Linked DNA regions of Mus musculus: region 1 is linked to region 2. Evidence: chromatin loops called from intact Hi-C (ENCODE). Cell type or tissue: left cerebral cortex. All regions are shown on one strand.

Region 1 (8,000 bases), 390 kb before region 2:
ACAGAGTGATCTTGAACTAATGACTAACCTGCCTCCCAAGTACCAGGATGACAGTCATATGCCACTCAGCCTGGCTTCCTATGTTGTCTTGTTCATGGATACCCTAGTGTGTAGTACAAAGACTGAGAGAAACTTCCTGAAGAGCTCAAAGGGCCGGCAATGCTGGCATTGAAGAATAACCTGAGAGGCTGGGGGCAGGGCACTTGCCTCACGTATATGGGCCTGGATTTTACACTGGGCAGCGCAAACAACGGAGCGGAGGAGGAGTTCCAGCCCATCACTGTCTAATGAGGCCCGTTCCTTTCTCCCAGGAGACTCTGCCCTCTGGGAGGGAAGGCTTTAATTGTACAGAGCTCTGGGCCCCTCCCTCTTCTAAAAACCCTGCCCAAGTAGCATGGCCGTGCTGGTGTCTTGAGCAGGGGAATGAAGTAGGCTTTTGGCTTGGACACTGTGAGATTGTTTAAAAACTTCCCCAGTAATTGGCAACTGCCTAATCACTTGCTATAATTAGGAGAGCCTAGAGGCTTGGGGGCTCTGTTCTGCAGGGTTAGGAATGAGGAAGCTTAGAAGGAGGCGGCTTACAGCAGCTGACTCCAAGGAAGTGTGGAAATCCAAGTCCCCTGGGGATTATGCCCCTTCAAAGCGTGTTTGTATTTCCTGAAAAGTACCACTTTCATTTTTAATAGCAACTATTTTTTCTGGTAAATTTTTTTTTTATGTAAAACAAATGTACAATTCCCAGCTGTACAGCCAGTGAGGTTTCATGAGCTGAACACACAGCCTGTCCCAGCCACCGTCCCCTTCCGAGGGCAGTCATTGTCCTGCACTTGAACATGGGAGTCAGGGCTGGGACGGTAGCTCAGATGGGAAAGTGTTTGCCACACAAACGTGAGGGCCCAACATCAGCACCCACTTAAAAACCCAGCCGTGGCAGAGCAGACTTAGGATCTCAGGGCTCAGGAGGCAGAGATGGTCAGCCAGCCTAGCCTAAGCCAAAGCCCAAGGTCCTAGTGAGGGACCCTGTTTCAAAAACCAAGGTGGGCACTCCTAAGGAATGACACTGGAGGTTGACCTTTGAACCTTGGTGCCCCCCCCCCCCCGCCGAGAGAGAGAGAGAGAGAGAGAGAGAGAGAGAGAGAGAGAGAGAGAGAGTCTCACACTCAAAGGCACCTGTTGCCTGGCAAGCTCCCTAAGTGCTGGGAAGGTAGAGACCCTGTGGTCGCTCTGGCTTCTCTACAGGGGTGTCAACAAACTTCTGCCAGACGCAGTTGCAGGCCTAGTGCTGGAAGGTAAATTGATCTTGTAAGAGAAGCCGAGAACCTGCGTTTTTATGGCAAATCTTGGATTCTTGAATGTGGCCAATGAGGAAATGTTGGCGCATATGGTACTAACTTCATCCAAGCCAAACCAAACATGCTTCTGGCCGGATTTGAACCGCTAGCTGCCAGTGTAGGGGATCTGGAGGGCCCCAGGCCCATCAGAGAAACAGGTCTGAAGATAAACCTCACCGTTTAGATTAATTCACTAACACTGGGGGTCAGAGAGGGAGCGACAGCAGTTGCTAGGGCAGCAGGAGTGGAGGTCAATCGTAGGAAGGACACTCAGGATGAGGTGGCAAGGCCATTCCAGTGGGAACAGCTTGATGGATGTGCAGAGTCAGGGACCACAGAGGAGTTTGGTGTTGTCATGTGCTGTACCACAGAGCCGCAACCACAGTGAGATGTGAGCAGAGATGTGAGCAGAAGCCGGTGGTGTTCGCAGGGCAAGCCGAGGTGAGACGGGGCTGAACCTTCTGCAGCAGGTGCAGAGGTGGGCAGCTCAGGTGAGGGCTGGGGACAGGAGCCTATTGGCCGGCCTTGGCTGCGTCAGTAGGATGAAGTGAGTACCAAGGTCTTGGGTGCAAATTCCTAGTTCCTTAAACCATACCCAACCCTTGTCTGTTACCAAGGTCAATGTAGCTACGACTGTTAGTTCATTATGTAGCCCAGGATTCCCCGGAACGCATAATCCTCCTGCCTCAACTTCTGGGGTTACAGGGTGTGCCACCCTGCCTGGATGCAGCTCTGCCATTATTTGGTATGAAAATATCCATGGTATCCAAAGGGCTTTCTGATACATTGAGAGGGTTTTCAGGAAGGCATACCTGAAAGGTAGCTCCTCCTACTGGTCTCTACTATCAGCTCTGGTAGAACATTCAGCAAGCACAAAATCAATCCCAATTTGAATTTTTCTCTATGAGCCCCTGACCTTGCAGATGCCCCTGAAAACCTCCTTACATTCCGTGTTCCATTTTGCCTTAAACAAATCATGCTGGGTCTGCCTTTCAAATCACCCCAGGAGGGACTGGTTGCGGCTCTGTGGTACAGCACTTGCCTAGCAGACATGACCCTGGGTCCCATCCAACCCTGGGTTTCATTGCCTAGAGCAAGCAAGCAAACAGAAACAACCCAGAGCTTTCTTGGCCTTTGGATGATCCTGCCTGAACCCCTGGTGTCACTTACCTACCCCTAGCTGATCAGCAGCCATCTTTATTCACTTAGCAGCTGGAGTGGGTCTTCTCCAGATCATTGGACTCTGCCCAGACCCTCTGCAGGCCCCACATGACTCAGACCTCTGTGATCTGTCCTCTGCTGTTCCCTTGCTGTCCCTTGTTCAGGCTGTGCTCCCTCCCTCCAACCCCCAACCCGCCAGGGTGTCAGGTTTTTGCATTGGCCATTGGTTCCCCTGCTAGGAACTTTCTTTCCCTGGCAGAGAGCCTCCTGGTGTCTCCCGGCTTTGCTCCAATGCACCTTCCTATGACACCTTCCTCCAAGCTCCGCCCACATCTACCCCTCCCTGCCCTTCACCCCTGCACAGGCAGCCTGTGCTGGTCTTATTAATGTCACTCATGTTCTCTCTTCTTTCCTGAGCTGAGCATACAGTGGCTGCTCAGTGAGCAGGTGGTTGGGTACCCCTGACAGGATATCACAGCGGGTCTCTGCTTCCTCTGGGTGTTACTTAAGAAGAGTAGTCCCTGAGACTTTTCCTCTGGGCTCTCCTTGCTTTGAACTCCTCCCCGCTTCCCGCCCCAGAACAGGGTTCCCAGCTTGAAAGAAACGTGCCTTGCCACATGAATACTAACTGAGTCTCAAGGCCAAGGAAGTGTCACGTCAGTGCACACCCCAGGGCTGCATTTAAACGTGGACAGGCTCAGATGATACATATTGCATGCCTGTTGAGGGCAGCAGATTCCTTGTGGTCGTTCATTCACATTAACCAATACTCGAATGCACCATTGCAATCCAGAAGTTCTCCTGAAAATAGTTAGAAACTCCTTGTTTGGGGCCAGAAAGAAGCTCTGATAAGCAAGTGCAGGGCTCCCCTGGCTGTCCTCACACCAGCATTGCTTTAGTCTCTCCTGCCCCCAGGCAGAGTGGCAGCAGCTGGCAGTGAGTGGGGCTCACCCACAGGAGTAAGGCAATTCGTAATCTGTTAACCTTGAATTCTGCAAAGCCTGCCACTCGGCAAGCTGGGGGTGGCTGGAGTCATTCTTGGCTTGGGCAGAATTCAAATTAGCTCCTGCAATCAATGTGCAATTAATGGTTGCACACCCTGGGCATCCAGGCACTGTGCCCCATGCAGTGGGAAGAGTGAAGGGTGTAGCTTCATCTTAGAGCAGAGGTGGGGTTGGGGGTGCTCACAGATGAGCAATCCTAGTTTGAGAAAGAGATGCTAAAAAGGTCTGAGTTTCGTCAACTCCTTGGCCCAGATATTCCTAATAGTGTCAGCATTTACTGAGTGCCTACTGTGTGCCAGATGCCTTCCCCACCTCTGGCTCTGGAACACATTCTTTCCTTTTTATAGATACAGAAATCGAGGGTCAGAGAGAGCAAGTGTCTTGTTCAAAGTCACACAGCTGGTCGAGTCCTGGATTTAACTGACTGCAAAGTCAGGATGGTTAACCAACCCTGCCCGGCCAGTCTTAAGCATTCAGCATTCGCAGACCTGCAGGACACCACCTTTTGGCGACCACGACTTGCTGTTCTTTTTGTGGCCTCTTGAGTCATGTTCTGGGTCTCTGGTGTGGATAGCCTGGGTGGAGAAGCCCTGTTTGTCACATCCTATGCTCGCTTCCTTGTGCAGGCTGCCTCTTTGCAAGCTCTCTGCCCTCCTGTGTGGTGACAGAGAGCCTGTGGATAGGAATTGGTCTCAGATAGCAAGGGTGAGCAGGGACAAGCCTTTCAAACGCTGAGGCTCTGCATCCCCATCCCTTCCTAAGCTCCAGATGGGTCTTGCAGCCTTTGCAGAGGCCCCTGACAGTCTAAAGACCCACAGAAGCTGCCTTGTCACTTATCTGGCAGGGCTGTGTGGGTCTGGGTGAGAGGTCTTCTCCTGCCTTGAGTGAGGCTCCTTTGGGAGCGTCTTGCCTGGGATCTCTCACTTGTCCCTCTCCACTCCCGCGCGGATCTGTCCCCCGCCCGCGCCCAGCGTGGCGCGCCCCCTCTCCGCGCGCGGGCGGGCGCTGAACAGTGTCGCCGGCCGCCTGCAGGTGTCTCCCCACGGAGGGGCGCGCGTCCCTGCGCCGTGGCCGCTGCCAGGCGCCCGCGGCTGCTCGCCGAAGCGCACTCGCGCTCCGGGCTCCGGGCGCGCTGGTCGGCTCCACTCTGCGGCCCCAGTCGCCCCGCGTCCTCGTCGCCCCGCGTCCCCGCCGTGGGCCATGGGCCTGCGCCGCGAACACCGTCGCCGACCGCAGGCACCTGAGCCCCGGGGCGGGCGCTGACGCGGGCACCGCTGCCAACTTCGCGCGGAGCTGCGGGCGGCGCGGGCGGCATGAAGACGAGCCGCCGCGGCCGAGCGCTCCTGGCCGTGGCCTTGAACCTGCTGGCGCTGCTCTTCGCCACCACCGCCTTCCTCACCACGTACTGGTGCCAGGGCACGCAACGGGTGCCCAAGCCTGGCTGCGGCCAGGGCGGCGGCGCCAACTGCCCCAACTCGGGCGCCAACGCCACGGCCAACAGCACAGCCGCCCCCGTCGCCGCGAGCCCGGCCGGCGCGCCCTACAGCTGGGAGGCGGGCGACGAGCGCTTCCAGCTGCGCCGTTTCCACACTGGCATCTGGTACTCGTGTGAGGAAGAGCTCGGTGGCCCGGGTGAGTGCTGGCGCGGGGCTCCCCGGGGACGCGCGCCCGCTGGTCCCGGACCGGGGAGGTGGCGCGTCCCGGTCCCCCGCGCGCGCACCCTGGCTGCGAGTTCCAGTGCGTGCGGTCCCTCTTCGGCCTGAAGTCATTTCCCCGTGTACCCCTCCTTGCTCCCATCCGCCCGTCTCAGCTCGGGAGGTGATAGTGGGGGCCGGGGACCTTTGCTGTAGGCAACCCTTCCCACCGCAGATCTCCGGGGCCAGGAACCCAACGGTTCTGCTACTCTCAAGCTGCGCTAAACGTCTACGATAGGGCTGGAGAAAGCAGGGGATAGAGGAGTCTGATGAGCACCCTTATGTCCTTCCACTAGCCGGGGTATCCTGGAGCCCTCCCAGGAGTGGATGCGGGAGTGGATGGTGTGGGAGGGAGGGAGAGAAGGGAGGCAGGCGGGAAAACAGGCAACTTAGGCACTGGAGCTGAGGGATCCTGGCTTAGCACAAGTCTCTTTCAGAACTGGGGAGGGGGCAGGCTTTTCAGAAAGTAGACCGACACTTCTGTCCCCTCACCCAGACATATGGGGCTGAAGTGAATACCCCCAAAAGATAGCAAGTCTGGAGCACTCAGGGGACCTCTGCCTGATAGGGGACTGTGCCATATGGTGGGTGGTACTGGCTATGGATTCAACCCACAGCTTTCGGGTAGTAAGCCACTGTTCTGGCAGGATCCCTTTGGAAGCGCCGTCTCCCCCTTTATGTAGCTGTATCTTCCTCACACTCAGCATAGTCTAAAAGCCTCCTGTCTAAAACTTCTTGCTTCCACAAGCCTGATCCTCCCACACCACAGCAGCCACGGAGCACGGTAGACATGTGCCCCCTCCAGGCTCAGGTCTCCATAGACCTTCATACACGACAGCCCAAAGAATGAGAAGGGATGACCATGGGTCCTCCTCCAACTGCAGGCAGCAGTTCCTGAGATCTGGGAGGCCCTGCCCTGGGGGACATGCCACCCTACAGTGCCTGGATGGGCCTTGTCCCTGGCAGCTTGAGGCAACCTGCCCTGCCTTTGTAGTGTGCCTGGGCTCTCATCGGAGCCTGCTGGCTGTCCCAAAAGCTGTCTGAAGGCGGCTGCCCATAAGCTCTGTAGCCATCCCTGGCTCCGTGCTTTGAGCAAGCATCCCAAGCTTTATGTCCAAGCTTGACTGCTATGTTTTTTTTTGTTTTTGTTTTTGTTTTTGTTTTTGTTTTTGTTTTTGTTTTTGTTTTTGTTTTAATGTTAACAGAAACGTGTTGAAAGCAATGTTAGAGAGCTTCAGTGCATTTTGAGCACCAGGCCAGGCTAAAGTTGTCACCTGTGGAATCTTGTTACATCCTAGCCTCTGGGCCAGGCAGCCACTTGTGGAAGACCCATTTTTCAGATTAGGCTCAGGGGAGTTTGATGAGGGAGCTTGGATTGTCTTCTTGGTGGCTGGAGAACAACCAGAGGACTGATGGAGAAGGGGACCCATGCAGTTTGGGGACCTGAGACAGGATCACTTATGGTCAATGTGAGACCTTCATCCCCCGGCCCCATTCGTCACGATGCTCCTGTGTGATCTGCTGGGTGGATAAAAACCAAGCGCTGCTTTCCCTGGTTTTCCTTGGCTACAGCTTGGTCCTCCCAGAAAATCACAATCGCCTTCCCCTGAGCTTGTCAAACAGTTGCGGATGAGAAATTTGGGAGGTCTAAGGCCATTTAGATGGGTTTCCCTCTCTGCTGTGCACAGCCCCCCAGATCTTGCCTTCACCACTGAGCTCCAAAGGGTGTCAGGATGTACCTGGCCTCAAACTTTTGTTGCCATGACAACCTGTCTTCTGGGTTCTGTGATGATTTTATTTTTTTTACTCCAAGAGGGAAAAACATCCCAACAAGGCCTGAACAAATCCTGCCCTATTCTCCCTTGCTGTTGCTGCTGCTGCTGCAGCCAGGGAAGGCCTAGGCCCCTGTCCGTGCAGCTGGGTCCACCCTGGTGGGACTCCAGCTTCGGGATCCACACTGGCTCACTGGATGATCAGCAGCCCCCTCCCCCCCACCCCCGCCCAGCTCCTCAGCATGGCTGCTCTTGCCTCTCTACCCCTGGGTACCTGTGAGGGGGCATCTCCTAAGGCCCCTTTCCCAGAGATGACACTCCAGCCTATCCTGACAGACACAGAGTCAACCAGCCCCACCCTAAAGAGCCTCCTCCTCCCTCTAAGAGGAGGCATGGCCATCCTTGTGCAGTCAGAGAACAGCAGCCCTAAACGGTCTCTAGTCCCTTCCTGCAAATTAGATCTCTTACTGGGTTTGATATTTAGAAGAACTGGGATGACTGCACTGGGGGGAGGGGGCAAGGTTCAGGCCTGGAGAGGGAACAAGGTCTTGGGTGCAAAGTGATGAAGTCGAGCTTATGCTGACCGTTGCTTGCTTACATGATGTGTGAGCCTTGGCCCTGTGTGAGTGTAGTCTAGGACAGGAGTGTATCAGGAAGCCCAAGGTTGTGGCATTATGAGCCTGCAAGACTGGCTGAGTGGCATTGGAGAGAGAGAAAGGGGTAGACCCTGGGAGAGGAGGAGGTGTGATCTGAGAGTGATGTAGGAGCTTGCAGGCAGCTCAGAAGTGGAAGCAGAGACCCTGGACCTGTAGGTTTATAGTCTGACTCTAGACTCGCTTTGCCCTGTGTGGGATGGTGGGTGGATGGATCGTCTTGCTACCATGAGACTTTGGCCAGAGCCTCTGCTTGCTACCCTGCAGATGGAGAGGAAAGCAGCCCACCCCACCCGAGGGGCTGGGGTTCAGTGACCTCATGGGGGCTGAGCCTCGCTTCTGCTACTCTGTCCTCAGCCACTGTATCTAGCCCAAGGACACCTCC
Region 2 (8,000 bases):
TGTCTCAGTTGATCAAAAAATGGGAAATCAAAAAAAGGAAGAAAAAAACATTTCAGGAGACTTAAATAGAAGTGAGAAAAGTTGCTACAGGCTGAAGAAAGCCAATGTCTGCCCCTTTGTTCTTTTATGTTCTCTGTTCCTGTGTATTCTCTAGGAACTGGGACACTGCTGAACCCCTCCTTGAGGAACAGGAAGCGATAGTCTTGTTCAAGTTAGGACTACGGCCCCACTGTTCAGAACATTGTATCTTTGAGCACATGGCTCAGTGAGTGTTTAGAGTTAGAACTGGATCAAGGTGGCAGAAGTGGGTGAAGATGGCAGGCAGTCCTGGTCACAGGGTCCTGTCATCGGGAGGGCTAGAGGATGAATGCACAGTGGGAGATGTAGCCCTAGACTGCTTACACCTGACAGCAGTTCTCAGAAGAGATAGGGCTCTTAGAAGCTAGCGGTGATTGTGTGAGGTGGTGGGTGAAGGTGACAAAAGATGAGGGGGTTTTTGATGGCCTGGCTTAGACTAGAAGTCTAAGACTTAGAGTCTAGAAGCCTTGGGTAGTACCTGTATCAGTGGCTGCATGGAGAAGCCCAGGAAGAACCAGTGGTGGCACGAGGCACCAAGAGAAGGAGAGCATAGGCTGGGTCATGGCCTGCAGGCCACCACTGCACTTTGAATTTGAGATGTATTTAGAAAGTGACACAGTGTTGAGTGGTGACCCAGGATGTAAGAGGACTGACAGAATGTCTGCAGATACAACTCAGGCTTTTAGTTTGAGTGGCTGACCCTCAGGTAGACTAGAATGTGACAGCAGGCTGGGCTCTGGGATTCATGCTGGACTGCTGTGTGTTCTGTGAGCCAAGAGCAGAGTGTGGGTGAGGAGGGGCACTCTGTGGCCCGAGCCTGAGATTTGTGGAGCAGGAAGGCTTTCTGGGTGTTCTCTTAGAGATGTCTAGTCTGCAGCTGGCGGTAGATTCCAAGGAGAGCCAACCACACTAACCTGTAGCTGAAGTGGGTGCTGGTCTTGGGGCTCCTGCTGTTCTCTCTGCTGGACAGAATGCGTAGGTCCCCTGAAGGCATTCCACATCATCTTCCCTCATTCTGGATGTTCCAGAGCTCAGCACCATATGCTCGGGGTAGGACTTGATGGATGGGTTTCCAAAGGCTCTTTCTAGCTGACAGGCTCAGCTAAATTAACAAAAGGCCCCGTGTACAAACCTTCCTGTTTGAAGGAGCCAGATGGGATTCATCTGGGTTTCTTGGATAACCATATGTTCTGTAGCCCAACGGTGAAAGTGCTGGCTCCTTTGAGTGGGCTGCAGATTGTGCTGAGACTCACAGGCATTTGCTGTCTCTGCCTCAAGTGTGCCAAGCAGTCCCAAGACTCGGAGCAGTGCTGAATAATGAGTGCCTTCTCTTCACCAGTTCATACTTTGCTTGCCCATGGGTTGTACAGCCAGGTGGCAACAAAGGCTAGTAGTAGATTGGCTGGGGGCAGGACATTTTATGCGGTATAGATTTTAAAACTTTGTTGTCAACAGCATCAGAGAAGAGTGACATACGTGTGACAGATAGCAGGCAGCAGCTGACCTTCACCTGTGCTGTTCAAGGGTCTGCCAGGGAATGTATAGACCTATAGTCCCCTGAGGACCACATGCCCTGCTAGCTACAGAGGTGTTTGATCACGTCTCCCTGGCTGGTGCCTGAGAAGCTGCATCAAATGACAACTTGCTGAAGTTGATCTCTCATTTATTGTGAGAGTCTTGGGATGGAACCCGGGTGCTCTGGCTTGGTGGCAAATACCTTTACCTACTGACCCGTCTCTCTGACTCCTTAGGTGACTTTTATTTATTTATTTTTCTCTACTGCCTTTGGGAAGACTCTGTTAATGATTCATGCATACACTTGGATTTTAAAAGCAGTATGGAAGTCTTGGTGGACAGTCTTCTCTTAGCTCTGCCCCTACCAGTCTTACTCTACCCTATCTACTGTTGCAGGGTCTCTCAGCACATCTCTTTCCCCTCTTTGTAGTCACAGCAGGGTGTCTGTGCTGCTCCATACTTTGTTCAGCTCCTCGAGTGCAGCTTGGCAATCTCATTAGTACCTGTGGCATTTCTTCAGTTACTGTCAATTGGTAATTGTCATCCTGGAAACTAGTGTTTCTGCAGTGCTGGGATTCCCCAGTGCCTTAACTTAGCAGTACCCGTGGGCTTATGTTTTGCAGGGGCTGTGTGAAAGGACATTCAAGCGTCTGTACCAGTACATGCTGAATGCTGGGCTGGCCAAGGTGGTGTCCCTTCCCTTGCAGGAGATTCACCCTGAGTGTGGTCCCTGTAAGACCAAGAAAGGTAAGAGCAGAACCTTGTGGCCAACTGGCTCTCCTTGTTGTCATTTTCTCTGGTCACATTCTGCCTTGAAGTGTGAAGATTACACTTCATTCAGTTCCTTACTGCTCAGTGCCTTCTATCTAAAAAGGATCCGAGAAGTGTGCCCCGAATTCTAGTGGACTCCTCTGCAAGGGTGTCCTCTAGCAGCCTTCCCTCTTGCACCAATCTCTTCTTTGTGCCTTCATTCTTTCCTTTTTTGGTACTGGGGACTGAACCTAGAGTGTTGTGCTTTCTGGGTCAAGGGCTCTACTGCTGAGCTGTTTACCAAGCCCTGTTTGAAATACAGTCGTGTCACACAACCATAAGAGTGTGTTTCAGAGATGGACAGCACAGCATGCACTCACACATAGATAACGAGGGTCAGACACTCAGGGTGGCTTCTTGGTGTAATCCAAAGATAGTCAGCACAAAGTGTACACGATTGGCTGGATATACAGGCATGGTGCTTACAATAATAAACATTTTCTTCAAGTAGGAGGAATATGTTGTAAAATTATCATGGTACTCTGTAAACCAGTAACAGAATAGTTGATTAGCGAGCATTATGTACTGTCTGTCCCTGTGCCGTGCTTTTGCCTCAAATGCAGGAGAAATCATTACACTGTCACAGCAAAGGGTCATTGATTGAGAGAGGTTTTTAACTTCTTTATAACTATGATACTGCTGCTGTGTGTACAGCACACATGACTGCTCTGCATCATAGCCTCTGTAGCCCTACAAGGTTGATCTTAGCATCAACATCTGACCTATAAGAAAGCTCAGAGATGCTAATAGAGTTGGGAGATGGCTTTGTGGGCAAAGGGTTTGCTGAACAAGCATAAGATCTGGGTTTCGGTTCCCCTGAACCCGTGTAAGAAGCTGAGTATGTCGGAGAGCACCTGTAATCATGGTGCTGGGGCAGTAGGGATTGTGAGGTGAAGGTAAGTGGATCCCTGAGGCTTGCTGGCCAGTTTTAAAAAATGAAGGAGAGATGTAGAAGGATTTTAATCCAACAGCACAACTACTCTGGCTATAATACAGACATACCCTTAGCATACACCTTTAATTCCTCTCTCTATAATACAGACACTCCCTTAAGTAAAGTTAGTTTATAGAAAGAAGCATCCATGTCTGAAAGTGACGTCTCCTAAGGCTACTTAGGAGAATAGTGTAGGGAAAAAAGGAAGCAGTTTTACTGGGACAGTTAATAGAGGTCGCAGAGAGAGAACAAGCTAGACACTGGTGAAGACAAAAGGAGCCAGAGAATGAGAAGGAGCCAGAATTAGAACATGTTGCCAAAGTTAGTAAGAGCCAAGAAGAGCAATTCAGGAGAGGCCAAGAAAGAGAAGCCAGATTGAATCACTCAATTTGGAAAGCCTTTGAGTCAGAGCAACTGACTTGAACCAGCCAGCCAGAGTTCAGAAAGAACAAGAAGGGCTGAGCTTAGTCAGCCCCACGTCGCAGAGGCTGAAAACATTGTAGACCTAGATAAGATTGTAAGAAGGCTAGGAGCTTCTAAGACTAGGCCTAGGTTAGCCGACTCTGGAGATAATAGTTAAATCAGGTGAATAAAAGAGACTTTAGCATCAAATGCAATTGACATAGGTTTAATACAGACTTCTGACCTCCATGCAAGCATACCTACACATACATTAGCACACCTTACACACACACACAGTTTGGACAGTCGATATTCCACAGTTATAGACTGTAAAGAAGCTTAAGATAGAGGCTGGAACAATGGCTTAGTGCTTAAGAGCACCAACTGCTCCTCCAGATGGACCAAGGTTCAATTCCCTACACCCCCTATGAGAGCTCACAACCATCTGGAGCCTCATTCCAAGGGAATCTAATGCCTTTGAGAGTATTGTATCCACAGATACACATGCAGACAAAATACCAAACACATAAAAATTTACAAAAAGAAACTTCACAGGGCAGGTAGTTTACAACACCATAGCAACTTCCTTTAAGCCCTTTTTATTCTTGACCTGTGCCTCTTGCTTGACAAAATCTTTGTAAAATCTGAAAGTTGGAGCTTTCAGTAGATTAGAATGGTGGAAGATAAATGTTTTTCTCTAAATGCTACTGAAATGATAATAGAGACATCACATGGGGTAAGCCAAGAACACATCAGCAGCTCTCAGCAACACTTGGTGAGCAGACTGGGAGAGAGCTAAGTACCTATGAAGGGTGGGTAACTAGAAGTTGACACCTGAACTGGAAATGAAAGATTCCAGGTGCCTTTGAAAGGACAAATACAGATGGGGCAGAGATTGGAGGAGCTGATACTCTGCATGAGAAACATCACACTTCACCTCCCTCCTGTGTGCGACGTGTCAGGAGCCTAGAGGGTTTCTAGATGTGTGGGTGTAAGAACATCCTGGGACAAGATGGAGTGCTAGCGGTGGAGGATGTGTGGCTATCCAGAGGTGTGATTCCCAGCAGCTGCTAGTTCCTTTGGCTGTCTCATGGTCCATCACATTTGATGACATTCTTCCACGGTTTCCTAGACTTTCTCCAGCATAGCCACATGCTGCTGGCAAGACCAGAGGAAAGGAATATGGACTGGGAGTGCTTATCTGTCCTGGTTTAGTCAAGGTTCAGGATCTCCAGCCATGGCTTCTGGAACAGCAGAGGGACTAGAGTCTAAGACATGGGTCTTCCCTGAGCTAGGCATGCCCTATACTACTGAGCTCCACTCCACCCCGTCTGATACCTAAAAGCAAATGTCAGCTCTTAGAAGTGTCCAGCCTCTAGAACACGGGCAACCAGAATTAAAAGACCTGGGACTGGAGACTCCTGTTCTGAAAAGTGACCAGTTGAAGGCAAAGGCTTCTCAAAAGGAGTGGATGTTTATGAAAGCAGAGCAGGAAGCTATGAAGACAAAGGAAGGAAAAAATATCTTAGTTCAGTGGCACAGGAGAGAGTAGGAGAAAGTGCACAGAAAGGTCTCAAGAAAGTGGAATGCCAAGTTGAAACTAGAAAGGGCTCGGGGTGGGGTGGGGTGAGTCCCTGAAAGGGATACATGGACTGCTGTGCTGCTGGTACCGTCTCCTTCCACTGGGCTCTTAACAGTTCCGTCACTCTGTAGCAGCACAGCCAGCCAGCCAGGCCTTTAACAGTGGGCCTTTGGGGACACTTCCAAACCATAGCACAGAGAATTTCTCCAGTACTGGTTGAAGGGGAACCCTGACAAGGTAAGACAGATGCAGGATGGGAGGGCTCAGGAGGTCAGAGTATTCTAGTCTCCTGGGCTGTTGGAAGTAAGGTGTTAAAAATCACAGACCTTTCAGTGAGGAGACACAAAGGAAGACTCTGCATTGCTATGCAGGCCACTGTGGCCAGAGTTCTCTTCCAGGCTGAGGTTCCTGCAAATTCAAAGCAACCACTTGACACTAACAGATACTAACTGGGCTTTGAAGTCAGGCAGTCCTAGCTTATGACTTCCTGGTGGGGAGTTAAGCCTTCAGGAAGTTACTTGACCTGTCTCAGCTTCCCCCAGTCAGCTTACTGGGCTAATAGCACCTACCTTCTAAGGTGCTGTGGTGCTCATGTGGGATGGTGGGCTCCGAGTAGGGCCAGAGGCGCATAGCAGGTAGGCTAGATCTAAAGGGGCTTTTTAGAATTTGTTTTAGACAGTGTTACTCTATAGCCCTTGCTGGCCTAGAACTCATCAGGACCTAGAAGTGTTGGAATTAAAGGCAAGTATCACCACACCTGGCTAGATGTGTGTTTTGTTTAGTCTGTTTTTGTTTTTGTTTTTAAACCTGGGAAGTCTTATGTGCAAAGAGAATATAGTAGTAAATTTCCTTCATGACAGTTGACTGGCAGGTGGAGCCTACCTCCCCATTCCCCTCTTACCAGTGACACCTGCCTGCTGCTACATAACATGCAGTCTGTTTCCCTCTGTGTTTCATCGCCTTCAAGCTGTGTCTGTCCACAGGGAATCTCCGTAGGCCTGGCCTGGGAGGACAGGACTTCCTAGGACGGTCAGCATGACTCAGAATACAGGCAGGGATACAGAGGTGGCACCCTAGTTGATCAGTAAGGACAGTTAGACTGGGAAGACTTATGTACACACCAAGCCTATGATTGCTAGAGGTTGTTCTTAGCCATGATAGTCCTTGTACCTACCGTCTTCCATCTCTTTCTTGGGTTTGCAACCTGGACTCCTAGCCAGCCTTTCCCTGTGTGGTGGTCCTGGCTCTTTGGCTTTTCTTAGTGACCTTGTGCTAAGGTCTGTGCTCTGGGAGGAGCTGCTCACACACACCCTTTGCATGCTTTGTGTTCCTAGTGCCTGGGCAGAATCAGCTCAGAGCCAGGTGAGTGTGTGATACATGTAATTTAACCAAGCTCCTTTTCAGTTGCTTTGCATGTGCAGGAGACAGAGCTGAATATAGTTTTCAGCGTTGTATGCCTTGAGCTTTATCGGTTCTGCTTTAGAAAAAAAAAAATTAGTATAAAACATTTTTTCCCAAAGCATTATGGAATAAAAAGGCTTAAAAAAATAAAGATGATGTAAATGTACAGGTGTTCCTGGATCTACATAAATTGTTTTTGAAACCCTTAAACAGAGCTTGGATTTAGGCATATTTCGTACACACACTTTGCCATATCTATTTGTCAAAAGCAAAATCAGCTTTATAATGAAAGCAGTTGCCCTGATCTGCTCTGACTTACAAATTCTAATTACTCTCCTCAAGTATTTACTGCCACCATGAGTTATTAAGTTGTACTGATTAAAAAGAAGGAAGGAGAAGTGAACTTGGCTACCCCTTCCAACAGGATCCCAGTTGGAAGCCCTTGGTGGGGCACTTCCGAGGGGGCCAGCTGATGACTGCGGTGGTCACCACATCCAGTTCTGAAGGGGATTGGGGCTGAGTCCCTCTCCAGAGCTGATGTCCTTGTGACTCTTAAGAAATAAACAATTCTGCAGAAACTAACTTGGATGTGTCCCCATTCCTAGGTTTCTACACTTAAAATGAGGAATCTAAATGTCGAGCTGAGAAATCAATTCTGTTTGCAGTAACTTGGAACAAATTTAACAAAATATGTGCAGATCAGCTACTATGAATATTATAAAACACTGCTGAAATTTAAGATCTGTGTAAACGAAAATGGATCAAGCGTGCTAATGTTATGCTAAGACTCCCCAGATTGATCTGATTCAACACAGTCCATGTCTGATTCCAGACTTGTGGGAGTTGATTCTAAAATCTATAACTAAGTGCAAGGAACCCAGAAAGACAAACAGTCCTGAGGGGAGGATAATGTAGAACTCACCCTTCTGTTTTCAGACGCTGCTGCACAAAAATCAGACAGTGTGGTAGACAGAGCACAGAGCCCATGCAGGTCAGTAAAACAGATAAACAGCACACAGGAAGCCCCTGTGTGCGGTGCAGACGGTTCTCGCTCAAGATAAGTGAAGAGAGAGTGGCCGCACAGTGACTTGGTCATGTGACTCCACCTGTAGGAAAGTCAGTGGGAAAATCTGAAATAAGATTGTTAATCTTTAGGGGACAAAAAGGGTAGAGGATTGGAGGTGATAAGAGTCAGGCTGGTATTAAATACATAGTCTGTGACTTGTACCTACTGAAAGGATGGATATACAATATGTGAAATAAATGTCAGTCAAGCTG

Evidence for each region. Peaks named below come from ENCODE experiments on the same cell type or tissue, not always from the same donor. Only the 100,000 strongest peaks of a DNase experiment are listed, where the experiment ranks them.
Region 1: it touches region 2 in a loop (2.9-fold over the local background); 2 of 42 quality-filtered maps call a loop at or near these places.

Annotation. Positions count from the first base shown.
Region 1 is chr7:126,078,988-126,086,987 of GRCm38, reverse strand. Gsg1l (GSG1-like) reads left to right here and starts at 4,577. Exons shown (of 7, transcript NM_001101488.1): 1 at 4,577-5,128. The coding sequence starts at 4,810. In left cerebral cortex, CTCF peaks have their summits at 3,222 (motif pointing right), 4,514 and 5,214; DNase peaks (open chromatin) are centred at 4,891, 5,238, 5,592, 5,802 and 4 more places; H3K4me3 peaks cover 3,039 bases; H3K27ac peaks cover 2,497 bases.
Region 2 is chr7:125,687,479-125,695,478 of GRCm38, reverse strand. Gtf3c1 (general transcription factor III C 1) reads left to right here. Exons shown (of 37, transcript NM_207239.1): 6 at 2,217-2,340. Among named protein-coding and RNA genes, the nearest start is that of Gtf3c1, 16 kb to the left of the region's middle. In left cerebral cortex, no CTCF peak of the experiment used is centred here; DNase peaks (open chromatin) are centred at 2,195, 3,671, 4,747, 7,520 and 1 more place; H3K27ac peaks cover 1,759 bases.